Linked DNA regions of Homo sapiens: region 2 is linked to region 1. The links are chromatin loops, found by intact Hi-C in ENCODE. Cell type or tissue: adrenal gland. All regions are shown on one strand. Region 1 overlaps ENTREP2 (endosomal transmembrane epsin interactor 2). Region 2 overlaps ENTREP2 (endosomal transmembrane epsin interactor 2).

Region 1 (2,500 bases):
TACAATAGCATCAAAAATAATAACATAAATAAGCTTAAATAAGGAGATGCAAGATCTATACACCAAAAACTATGAAACATTGATAAAAGAAATGGAATGATACACAAATGGGAAGATATCCCATGTTCATGGATCAGAATAATCAATATTATAAAAATATTCATAATACCCAAAGTGATCTACAGATTCAATGCAGTCTATCAAAATTTCATTGGCATTTTTCACAGAAATAGAAAAAACAATCCTAAAATTCATAGGGAACCACAAAAGACCCCGAATAGCCCAAGCAATTTTTAACAGGAAGAACAAAACTGAAGTCATCACATCTCCTGATTTTAAATTATATTACAAAGCTATAGTAGCCAAAAAAACATGCTACTGGCATAAAAACAGACACATAGACCAATGGAACAGAATAGAAAGCCCATAAATAAACCCATGCATATATGGTCAACTAATCTTTGACAAAGGTGCCATGAATACACAATGGGAAAAGGATCATTGTTTTCAATTAATGGTGTTAGGAAAACTGGATATCCTCATGCAAAAAAAGAAAAAATATGAAAGGAAACAAAATTGGAGAGTTATCTGACACTGTACACAAAAATCAAGTTAAAATTGTTTAAAGATTTAAAGGAAAGGCCTGAAGCCACAAAACTCCTAGAAGAAAACATAGAAAGCTCAATAAGATGGATCTTAGCAGTGATGTTTTGAATATTACACCAAAAACAGAAGCAACAAAAGTAAAAACAAATAATTGGACTACACCATACTAAAATATTTCTTTAGAGCAAAGGAAACAATGAAATGTAAAGGCAACTCACAGAAGACATACAAATGGCAACAAGTATGTGAAAAAGTGCTCAACATCATCAATCATCAGGGAAATACAAATCAAAACTACAATGAGATGTGATCTCCCACCTGTTAGAATGGCTATTCTCAAAGTACCAACAGATAACAAGAGTTGGTGAGGTTGTGGAGAAAAGGGAACCCTTATATATTGATGCTGGGAATGTAAATTGGTACTGCCATTGTGGTAAACAGTATAGAGGTTCCTCAAAAAATTATAGAACAACCATATGATCCAACAATTCTACTTCTGGGTATATATCCAAAGTAATTGAAATCAGTGTTTTAAAGATAAATCTACACCCCCATGTACACTGCAGCATTAGTCACAATAGCCAAGATAATGGGAACAACCTAATGTCCATCAGTGGATAAACTGATAAAATGTGACACACATACAAACACACATCCAGACACACACACACATGCACACAAACACACAGGCAGAGGAGTATTAGCCAGCCTTCAAAGAAAGGAAATCCTGCCTTTTTGAACAACATGGATAAGCCTGGAGGACATTACACTAAGTGAAATAAGCAAGCCAGGGAATGATAAATACCACATGGTCTCACTTATATGTGGAATCTAAAAACGTGGCTCATAGAAACAGAGAGGAGAATGATGGTTGCAGGGGCTGGGCCTGTGGGAAATGGGTAGGTGTTGGTCAAAGCGAACAAACTTTCAGTTACACGATGAGTTAGTTTTGGAGACCTAATGTGGCTATAACTAAAATAATAATGTTTTGTATACTTGAAATTTGCTAAGAGAGTAGATTTTAAATATTCTTACCACAAGGATAAAAATGGTAACTATGTGAGGTGATGGATATGTTAATTGGCCTGATTGTGGTAATCATTTTACAGTGAATATGTGTATCAACTTATGTTGTTCACCTAAAATATATACAATTTTTATTTGTCACTTATACCACAATAAAGCTGGAAGAGTTGAATACATTTTAACGTATTTTGGCACAATTTTATGTGTATAAAGTTCTTGTGTCTTAGTTTTTTTCTAGGTACCTGGTGGAGTTTATTGCTAATTCTAAAAATGGTTTTTAATTGATTGTTATTGAAATATTGGAAAGCGTTTTTAAAGTTTTTTTTTTTCCTATAGTCTTTCCAAACTCGTATTAGGTCTGATACTTTGTATATGTTTTTGAATTTTATATGTAATCATTCTGTCAGTAAAGAATGATAATATTGTCTCTTTTCGATCCTTGTTACTTATTTTCTTAATTGTGCTGGCTGGGAATTCCCATTAAATATTGAATAGTAATAGTGAAGGAGAGCATTTTTGCTGTGTCTTCATTGGGAATGCTTTCTTTAAATTTTTTGAGATGGAGTCTCACTCTATTGGCCAGGCTGGAGTACAGTGGTGTGATCTTGGCTCTCTGCAACCTCTGCCTCCTGGGTTCAAGCAACTCTCCTGCCTCAGCCTCCCGAGTACCTGGGATTACGGGTGTGAGCCACCACCCTGGCTAATTTTTTGTATTTTTAGTAGAGATGAGGTTTCACCATATTGGCCAGGCTGGTCTTGGAACTCCTGACCTCAGGTGATTCGCCCACCTCAGCCTCCGAAAGTGCTGGGATTACAGGCCTGAGCCACCATGCCTAGCCAGGAATGCTTTTATTATCTCTATCTGTCT
Region 2 (2,500 bases), 64 kb after region 1:
GAGAGGGTCTGATGGGAACAGCACTAACCAGCCAGAGTAAGATGATCAAACATGGTGCAAATGTGGGGAAGAAGACATCAGAGCAGTTCTTCAGGCCAAGCCACTGGGAGGAGATGACGTTTAAGCCCAGGCCAGGATGGTGACGAGGCATCCGTGATGTGGAAACCTGGTGAAGAGCCTCCTAGGCAGTACAGACCCATGCTCAAGAGCTCAGACATGGCAGGCGTGCGGGGCAGACAGAGGGCCTGGGAGTCTGAGCCTGGTGTCTGGGGCAGAGGTGGGTGAGACCAAAGCCCAGGGCTGTAGGTGGGATTTATTTGAATTGCAGAAAATTGGAATTGAGGTTATAAACAAGAAGGAACAGGCATTGTCTGAAGTGAGCAGAAGTCTTTTGAATTAGAATTAGACTCCATGAGTTGAGAGAACATGTCACTAATTTTATATTTAACACAATCCACTTTGCCTGCCTATTTAAAGGTAAGTGCATTTTGCAGTGATATGGCCTATTACAGCCCGAGAGCCATTTTAGAGCAACAAAGGATGAAATCTCAGGCAATTTGTCCTGGTTTTGCTAACTATCAAAATAGCCTGTTCACATTGAAAGGGAATGCAAATGCCACGGCGTTTCCATTATTTCAGACTTCCTCATCAGAGTGGTCTTGTGTTCATTTCATTAATTTGAAGAATAGAAAATGAGGGTTCTCAGACCTGGAGTGAGAGGCAAATGGATTGATCTCTCTGCCTCCACCTCCCACTCCTTTCCCCTAGAAAAACTGTTATTTAAATTTTGAGTGTGTGAACATAGGCTAAGATTTATTTTACTTTTTAATTTGCTTACTGTTTTTCCTCAAGCTGAGTTCTCTATGTTCTGTGCTTGCAGATGCCAGGGAGTATAAAATCATATTATGAACAGACTAATGAGTTTACCATTGCTTAGATCTAAAAATAATTTTAAGAAAAATGGTTATATATGTTATATAAATTTTGGGAGAGGGTTTCACAAAGTAACTTTTATTTTGTGGGTTATATTTTTGCTAAAAGCATGTCTGTAAAATGTCTCCGGGGCAAGTTATAAAATTATATTTTTAATTAATTTAAATATAATTTAAAATAAAATTACAGTTTTAGGAGAATGACTCAAAGCAGTCTAACAGTTGTACAAGATTCAAAATGACACAGCTGGATCCTACTCCAAGCAGACCTGTTTCATCAAAATTTTAGATTCATAAAAACCATAAGTTATATAGGATTCTTTACTTATCACAATAAACCATACGTGCAGGGGCCAGCGTGGCATCGCAGGAGGGAAATTTATGGCCTGGGTATAAACCGAGGCTCCCCTGTTACTGCCAGCGTGATTTTACCCGGGGTTACGTAACCCGGCCACTGGTATCCTTAGAATACCAGATTATAATTGCATTTCCCTCTTTAGGTCCTTGTGAGGATTAAACAGGTAGAGTGCCCAGATGTAAAGCTTGAAAACAGTTTGGGCCCGCAGTGTGCCTCAGCCACCCTGAATACATGCTCCTGGAATGGGGTATATTTAGGGCAAGCAGCAGAAACCAGCTTTGGGTAGCTACGCACAAAGGAGTTACTAGAAAGACATCTGGGAGGGTGGGAGCTCACCGGAGCCGTGTCAGTAAGACCAGGAACCTGGGGACCATGAGGATCTCTAGCACAGTTTCATTGGACACTGCCTCTCTCTCCTTATGTCAATCCATCCGACTCAGAGTGGTCATTGGCCCTTTTTTGGGGAGTGGGTGGTCTCCAGGATAATTAAATCTAGGTCAGATTAGGCCTTGTTTTACCGAGTGATGGGTGTACCTCCATTCCTCCCTCCTTCCTCCCATCCTTCCCCCACCCATCTCTCAATGCATTCTTTTTGTTTGTTTGTTTGTTTGTTTTTGAGATGGAGTCTCACTCTGTTGCCCAGGCGGGAGTGCAGTGGCATGACCTTGGCTCACTGCAACCTCTGCTTGCCTCCCGGGTTCAAGTGATTCTCCTGCCTTAGCCTCCCGAGTAGCTGTGATTACAGGCATGTGCCACCATGCCTGGCTTCTCAATGCATTCATAATGATCATAGTCCCTGCTATGGGCCAGGCCTGTGCTGGGAGCTGGAGATACTGCTTTGGAGAAGACACACCAGGCCTCTGCCTGGCGAGTACACGTCCTAGAGCAGGAGAGACAGGCAAAAAATAAGGAAACCATTTCATACAGAGATACATGTTTAAGATAAAACTGCAAGGCCATCGAGAGGGGCCAGGGCTGTGCTGTGGACTCGGGGCTCAGCAGGGACCTCTCTGAGCCTGTGGCCTTTGAAATGAGGCTGGCAGGATGAGTGGAGCCAGCCATGGGAGGAGCCTTTTATCAATGGGGGAGACAGGTGGTATCTCTAACTCACCTTCTGAAAGAAAGCCTTCTTGCCTTTCCCCACTTCCCACTTTCTTGTTTCCGCTTCCTCCATTCCCAGGTTTTCCCCACGGAATTGATTTCTCCTTAG

The links. Peaks named below come from ENCODE experiments on the same cell type or tissue, not always from the same donor. Only the 100,000 strongest peaks of a DNase experiment are listed, where the experiment ranks them.
Region 2: a loop joins it to region 1, with 3 times the contacts of the local background. A loop is called at or near these places in 1 of 110 quality-filtered maps.

The regions. Positions count from the first base shown.
Region 1 is chr15:29,493,665-29,496,164 of GRCh38, reverse strand. All of the region lies in intron 1 of ENTREP2 (endosomal transmembrane epsin interactor 2), which reads left to right. Among named protein-coding and RNA genes, the nearest start is that of ENTREP2, 76 kb to the left of the region's middle. In adrenal gland, no CTCF peak of the experiment used is centred here; no DNase peak of the experiment used is centred here.
Region 2 is chr15:29,430,056-29,432,555 of GRCh38, reverse strand. All of the region lies in intron 1 of ENTREP2 (endosomal transmembrane epsin interactor 2), which reads left to right. Among named protein-coding and RNA genes, the nearest start is that of ENTREP2, 140 kb to the left of the region's middle. In adrenal gland, no CTCF peak of the experiment used is centred here; a DNase peak (open chromatin) is centred at 1,455.